2 separate regions of the Homo sapiens genome follow, and region 2 is linked to region 1. The links are chromatin loops, found by intact Hi-C in ENCODE. Cell type or tissue: heart right ventricle. All regions are shown on one strand. Region 1 overlaps HDDC2 (HD domain containing 2). Region 2 overlaps TPD52L1 (TPD52 like 1).

What was found. A loop is a pair of places that touch in the nucleus more often than their neighbours do. Peaks named below come from ENCODE experiments on the same cell type or tissue, not always from the same donor. Only the 100,000 strongest peaks of a DNase experiment are listed, where the experiment ranks them.
Region 2: a loop joins it to region 1, with 2.2 times the contacts of the local background. A loop is called at or near these places in 3 of 110 quality-filtered maps.

What each region holds. Positions count from the first base shown.
Region 1 is chr6:125,293,155-125,297,154 of GRCh38, reverse strand. All of the region lies in intron 3 of HDDC2 (HD domain containing 2), which reads left to right. Among named protein-coding and RNA genes, the nearest start is that of HDDC2, 6.8 kb to the left of the region's middle. In heart right ventricle, no CTCF peak of the experiment used is centred here; no DNase peak of the experiment used is centred here; H3K27ac peaks cover 1,019 bases.
Region 2 is chr6:125,232,662-125,236,661 of GRCh38, reverse strand. All of the region lies in intron 3 of TPD52L1 (TPD52 like 1), which reads right to left. Among named protein-coding and RNA genes, the nearest start is that of HDDC2, 67 kb to the left of the region's middle. In heart right ventricle, no CTCF peak of the experiment used is centred here; no DNase peak of the experiment used is centred here; H3K27ac peaks cover 1,388 bases.

The sequences.
Region 1 (4,000 bases):
AGGGAAAAAAATTCCTCAATTACACAGCTCATTGTAGGATAGTTTTATTCAAGGGTAAATCTGGACATTGTGGACGAGAAATCATATTCTAAAGTACCAGTGAGTCATTGAAGACCTTAAGGTGAAGAGAAGGCAAGGAAAAATGGGGCCTAGAGGAAAAAGACAGACTTCCCTCTGGAAGCACACAGTGAATTTGAGATTCACTCCGCAGAGGAGCAAGTCAAAACCTTCTGGAGAAGAACCAGTCAGTGTGAACCATCTCCAACAACTGGAAGTGAGGAGGACCTACGACTGTCCCTACAAGAGCTGAGTCCTGGCTGGTGACACCCCATGGACAGGCACAGAGGGGACCTGAGCAATCAGAGAGGATACTGCTGCCTTCTAGGATGCTATATCCTGGCTTTGATGAAAAACCTTTCCAGCCTCATTAAACCTCCTGACTGCTGCCCACTCCTGCTGATTCACAGGGGAATAAATGTCATAAGCAGAAGGCAATGGGGAAACATCTTAAAGAACCACAAGTTCTTGGACAAGAAACCAAAGGCTTGGAGAGCACTGATGTTCTATTGCCTCTTCCTGCTGCTGGTCAGGATTTGGGAAGAGAGAAGAAAATCAGGGAGGTGAACAATTCTTTATGCAGATGGTGTTTATGAACAAGATTTGGATGTCTGAACCATGCATTAAGATAATTAAATGAGGGTTTCTTGGCTCTGAGTGGAATTTGCCTAATGAGAACCAGGAAACCTCATTTGCCCTTGCTGGCTACATCAGTGAGCCTCTAAACTAAAGTAGGAGGGAGAAAAAATACAGTGGTCCCTCAGTATCTATGGGGTATTGGTTCCAGGACCCCCATAGATAACCAAATCTGCAGATGCTGAAGATAAAATGGTGTCGTATTTGTATATCACCTGCACATACCCTTCCATATACTTTGTCATCTCTGTATTACTTATGATACCTAATATAATGCAAATGCTATGTAAATAGTTGATAACACTGTATTGTTTTTTATTTGTATCTTTTTTTTTAATTTTTTTTTTTATCTATGGTTGGTTGAATCCGTTAATGCAAAACCCACAGATATGGAGGACCAACTATACTTGATAAACCTGGAAGGCTGATTGTTTTGGAGAAAAGTAGGTATTAAGATGAAAGGGAGAATGAGGGCATAGAAGAAACAAATTTAGAAAGGAGCCAAAAGCAATACTTGTAGTCTGGCCTCATTCCTAAACATATTAACATACACTTGATATTATGCAGGTTGATAATGCAGGTTGATAAATGATGTCTGATAAGGATCACTGTGATCTAGTGAGGTGGAACTTGAAGCTGGAATATAATGGTGGCAGGTCATATTCCTTTGCAAAGGGGAAACCTTATTGAAACAGAGGGCAGAGTCGTGGTATGCCTGTGTCTGGGAGGGTTAAAGTTGCTAAAGAACTTGGAGATTACAAAGAGAATGGAACTTTATCATAGAGTAAGTATGACAAGAAGGAGAAAATGAAAAACACAGCAAACATTTATAGAGTGCTTATTATGTGGCAGATTTATAAAGTGCTTATTATGTGCCAATAATAAGCACTTTATATGTGTATTAACTGTTTAATCCCTATGATCCCTTTAGGTAGGTACCAATATTTAACCCCACTGTGTAGATGAGAAACCTGAAGGACAAAGAGGTCAAATGACTTGCTCAGGGTTCCACAGCTAGTATTAATAAATGGCGAGCCGGGTTTGAAACCCAGTCTGGATCTGGTCTTCAGTTGACTACTACACTCTTCAGCCTCATCAGTGTCTGAATGATGAATAATACCTTCCAGTTACTTGTCACAAAACTGACACAAAATATTTGCTGAAAGCTTCATTCAGCTCGGCACTTTAGGCAGATTTTTGACATATTTTGCTAACAGAGGAAGAGGCTAGGGAAGCTGTCACTCTAAATCTATGACTGAACAACAAGGTGAAACTCAGTATAGAAGTGGAAGTGTCAGGGCTCATCGCTTGCCAGGAAGGGAAAGGCTGGCATACTCAGCTGTGTACCCTGGACCTCAGCCATGTTGATTTCAGAGGGTTCAATTAAAAAGGCATGATTCTGGCATGTGCTGCCAAACAAAGAATATTAACTCTCTACAAGGTTTCAAAAATGCTATTCTGATTGTGTGATTAACAAATATCAATCAGCCTAGATTCAGAAAATCATAGTTCAGTTTCAGGAAGAGAGCAACAACGTATTTGCTGTTTTGTTTTTTAAAGAATATGGTGATTTTGAACAAAAAGAAGCCTATTAATAACTTAGTAATTGGATGTGATCACCAAAAAGCCAATTCAGTCTTACACTGCACTTAAAGGAATATAGTATCTAGCATGAGGAAGGTGATGATTCCATTTTCTTCCACCTTGGTCAGATCATACATATATCACTGTATTCAGTTCTAGGTGTGTCATTTTAAAGAGAATAAAATAGTCTCCTGTCAGAGCAGGACTTTCATGTTTGCATTCTACAGTTGAGATGTTCATATACCTGTATGTACATATGATTTAGTTCATTCTTTTCAACTGGAAGTAATTGGCAAACTTGTGTTTCTGCAATAGTGTAGAGAAAAGGAATCTATAAAGACACAGTTAATTTGTGAAAATATAAAGTATTTTCTCAAGTATTCTTGCTGAAATTTATGAAAAAGAAACAAGGGAGAATGCATGTACAACATAAGCTAAATTCCTTCCTACTAAGGGTAGTGTGATGCTACCACTCTGTAACTGAACAAGCCATTCAAGATGGTGATGTTATTTATAAGAGTGGATTGTTGACATTGGCAAATGTGGTTTGCTCTGGAAGTGGTTGTATTCTGTAACATTTTTTTTCTCCCAGTAATAAATAAATATACACACAAATGTCCAATTTTATTTTCACTGCTTTCCTGCAACTCACTATTTTATTTTATGTAAGACCTTTATATTGCCAAAAATGGTTTTTATAGCCATATTCCGTTCAAAGAGCCTAACCTCTGTGGTTAGAAGAACTGAGGCTGATTAAAAGGTATGGGATGAAGGTGGTGAAGGAATTTGAAGCTTTTTGAGAGTACTGGAGTAATTCAGAAATAAAGGAAGGATACTGGAGTAACTCATAAATAAAGGAGAAGACTGGAGGATAAGGGTAGCTCCTGGGATCTTTGAGACCAGAAAGTACAGAAAGCCTAGAAGTACAGGACACCCTCTACTCTTATTTTGTCTCTGCTTTTCATTAGGTTTTGGCTAACTCTCAACGCTTCTCCTTGTGGTGGGGAATATGGCTTCTCTCCTAGCCTCTGCTTGACAAATGCAGATGGCCCCTGAATGCCTGGTTTGAATTATAAGATTATCTCTTAGACCAGTCACTGTGGCCACAGATAGTCCAGCCCAGCGGGGTCACTGTCCACCTGTTTGACGTTGTGTTTGTGGGTTAGAGAGGAAAGCAGGAGGGATGGGTTAGGTGTGGTAGAAGAACTACAGGGAAAATTTTCAGCTTGATATAAGAAAATAATTTCTGCCAGTACTGTCTAAGGCAGCCTCTTGAGGTACTAGGCTCCCTACCAATGCACACATTTTTGGAAAGAGGATAGAACTGTTCCATGATGCTATTGAAGGGTTCAGATACTACATGGATGGTTTAGCTAATTGCCGTTTAATATCCCTTTTCAGCCTGTGAGTCTGTGAGCCTACAAAATTCTATCATGTAACTTCGTTTATGTTAATGGCAATAATCGCTCATTTGTATTGTACTTTACATCTTGCAATAAAAACATGTTAACAATAGAAAATGAATATACAAAAAATCTCTTTGAGCTTTGTAATTCAGTATTCCTTTCCCATTCTCCCCACTCAGGTTTGTTTTGAACTCTCATATGCTTATGATTGAAATGTATGTGGGTATGTTGTGATTTATCCACAGATGTAAAATCCTTGAACACCTCTGATATTTCTGTAATTGTCTCATGACCTCCTCATTGTCCTTTTCTATGTC
Region 2 (4,000 bases), 60 kb after region 1:
AAGTTGGGACTGGCTACTAGTTAGAGAATTCATTCTTGTGTTGGTTCCACATTTCTTCAAGAATTCTTACAATTAGACCCAATATTTAATTTTCTTTTAAGCTTTTCCATGTAGTTTAACTTTATATATTTGAGAATGTTTTGAACTAAGATATGATTTTTTAAACACTTGTTTGTGTGTGTGTGACATTCTGAATTTAATGCATAATTTAAATATAGCTAGCTAGAGAGAAGTATATATTGAAAATAGGTGATAGCTACATTGTGTTTTAAACACATTTCTATAGCAAAATGGGAGGTGAGCATATGCAGTGATCTGATTACTTTAGTGTGGTATTAATATTATTTATGTCCCCACCATGAAAAATGCAAGTCTATTTCTATATGAAATTTTATGGTTAAAATTCAGCTATACAGGTAGTTTAATGCAGTGTTAAAGATTTTAGGACTCCTTATTTCCAAGAATTATTTAATGTTAAATCTGAAGGGCACTGGAGCTAAATCCCTTCAGATTACAGATGATGAAACTGAGGCCCAAAAGAGTTATGTGAATCTTAGTGACACAGGTAAGTCTAGGGCCTAGTCCAGGGTGCCTGCTTTCCATTAAAATGTCTTGCTGCCTTGAAGATGATAGACATTTAAAGGTGAGTTGGGTCAGCTTTCTACAGTACCAGTGTTCAGAGAGAGAAATAATACTGTATTTCAAGAATGCTAAAATGCACATTTTCCCCCCACATTTTTACACCTCTTCCTTAGGCTAAACATCATATTCCTTTTATATATATATAGACTTGGGATCCCACTATGTTATCCAAGCTGGCCTCGAATTCCTAGACTCTGGCAATCCTTCTGCCTTAGCCTCCCCAGCAGCTGGGATTATAGGCAAGCGCCACTGAGCCCAGCTAACCATCATATTTCTTGAAAACAGTTAGTTGCTATTTTATATACATTACTTGGAAATCAACAATTGAAAGAGATTTCAAAAGGGTAAACAGTGAGAAAGGGTTATATGTCGGGAAATGATTTTCAAGAACAAAGTAATCAGAGACCCCATGAGAAATAGGCCATTGGGCTCCAAGTACTTAAAAGCACCAAGGAGCAGCACTCACACCATAGCCTAGGCCAAGCTTGTCCAACCTGCGGCCTATGGGTCACATGTGGCCCAGGACAGCTTTGAAAGCAGCCCAACACAAACTCATAAACTTCCTTAAATCATTATGAGTTTTTATTTTTATTTTTTGCAACTTTTTTTTCTTTTTAGCTGATCAGCTATCCTTAGCGTATTTTATGTGTGGCCCAAGACAATTCTCCTTCCAGTGTGGCCCAGGGAAGCCCAGATATTGGACATGCCTGGTCTAAGCAAATGGTACCTCAGGAGTTACGTATTGCACAGGCCCTGTAACCTTATGCTGCATCCTGATTGAACTTGATCTTAAAGTTGCATGAGTAAGATAGGTCCCCATCCAGAAGCTAGGAGCCTGAGTCTTGGGGAAAAAAACCCCTCCTATCAGCCAAAAGAAGTTGGTGTTTTATTATTATTATTATTATTATTATTATTATTGTTATTTGTAGACAGGGTATCACTTGGTCACCCAGGCTGGAGTGCAGTGGAGTGAACATGGCTCATTGCAGCCTCCATCTCCTGGGCTCTAGCAATCCTCCCACCTCAGCCCCCTAAATGGCTGGGACTACAGGTGCACGCCACCATATTTGGCTGATTTTTTGCACTTTTTGTAAAGATGCAGTTTCACCACGCTGCTCAGGCTGATCTTGAACTCGTGAGCTCAAGTGATTCTTTCACCTCGGCCTCCTGAAGGGCTAGGATTATAGGTGTGAGCCATGGCACTCAATGATGTATTGCATTTTACTCCCTTTATTATGCCATAGAATCTGGCACATCTTTAATACTTAAGATTGTTTTTCAACCCTATCATATAAAACTATGTGCAATAATATTCAAATAATGAAAAACAACTTAAATACTAATACCTTGATTGACTTGACAATCTTGTAACTTAAATAGAAATAGTATTTAGCATTTCAGATTGCTAGGTCTCTTACTTTAAGCTAAATATAGGTTCACCATTGCTGACTTACATAATTGATAGAGCAGAGGAACAATATGTTTTCCTTAAGTAAAAGCAGGAATGTGTAAGATATCTTTGAGTTGCCGTCAGTTGTGCATTAGGTGGCAGAAACGTTGAAAGTATATGCTTCAAGTCTGTGTTCTGTGCCTGTCCTCACTTCAGCTACAGGAGCGGAATCAGGAGTTTCCAATGTGAAGCTTCTAACTCAAGAGAACAACTGAAGCTTTCAGGTGAGTGAAGAGAAATTTGCCCTTGTGTGTTCTAAAGCCATTCTAGCAGAAAACACTGCTTTAGGGACCTGCACTTCCCAACAAGGCTCAAATCTGGTCTAGGGCTGAACATTAGCTGCCATTACTTTCATAGTTAAACATTTGCCTTTCTTTGGCAGCAATGGCAATAGCAGCTAATGTTTTTTAAAGCAATGGCAGCTAATGTTTATAGAGCACCTGATATGCATTAAGTCCTTTAAGACTGTTTACTGAGAGATGTTTGGTGTTGAGTACATGTAAACTTCCTGTTTTTCAATGAAAGTCAACAGGAAAGTGGGCTCTACTTTTCAGAAACTCAATTTGGCTGGAATGGATAGCATTTATTGGCAAGGACAGGTTAGCTGTTTGACCAGCACGCCAACAGGGGATCTTCAGTAGTGTGAGGTAAGGGTCTCTGCAAGCCAAATAAAAAGCATTCTGTTGACTTTTCATGCAAAGTCCACTTGACATGTTTTACTAATTTGAACATTGGTGTTAATAATCAAAAGGAGAAAGCATGTTGTTTTCTAAATTGTTTTGACTTAAATAAAGCATTTTTCTACATACAACTAGAAGAAATAAAAAATTCATCTTTTTAGAAGAAGATATTTTACAGCACGAATATATTTCCTCTTATGAGATTTAAAAGAAAGTGTTCCTTTAATGGTTGAATATGCAGCATTTCACCAAAGATACAAAAAAACATTTAAGATTATTTTATTCCAAAGGCTCCCTAAATATGTTATCAGAACATAAATTTACCACTTGAATCTAGAAGAAAAGAATCTACTTCCTGCCTTGTGTAATAAGATGAAAGCCTGAAGGTAAAAAGAATGAACAACCATGTGAGAGATTGGGTGTGTACATCTTTTAAAATTAGGTCTTTAATCTTCACTGGCACTCCTGAACTCAATAGTGCTACAACCAGGCTCCCTCATAAAAAGAGATAATAAGAATTCCTGACCATTAATGGCCTGGAAGTCTTAGAAGAACAAAATCAAAGAGTAAATAAATCATAAACTAACGTTCAATTTTTGAGCACTGTGCGTTTTTAAAATGCTGAATGTGAGGCTTTTCGTCCTCTTTATGTAGGATAAAATTATTAAGCTTTCAAAAAGATGGAATAGTTTAAATTCCTTTCCAAAACCTCTGCCCTCTGTCGACTTACCATTTAGATTGTGGCACGATTCAGAGGGGTTTATTAGTGGGGGGATTTCATGTTTCATGGGTTAGCAAAGCAGAATACTTGTTGAATACATGAAGCCCACTGCTTTGAATAGCCCACCATAAAGTTGTATTTCCTGATTCTACTTCTGCCTACAGAAGAGATTCAATTTCTCCTCCTTTACCCCAAAGTCACCCACCTCTCCCATGTCTCCTTGAAGTCTAAAGACAACATAAAAAGGCAGCAGAAAACCAAAAAATGGAGAGGACTTTTTTGTATGTTCTTAGATACAAATCTAGGCAAGTAAAAAACTATGACAAGAACAACAGCAACAAGAAACCCTGGATACCGATGATCCCTTGACCTTTTCCTGTATTCCTGGAATCTTTCTGTAAAGGAGGTAATTTCAGTCTGCTGTGTAATTATTCCTACTTATCAAGGCCTATTTCAATTTGAATCCTACTGCAGACTGAAATATGCCAAGATCTTTCATTAACATAC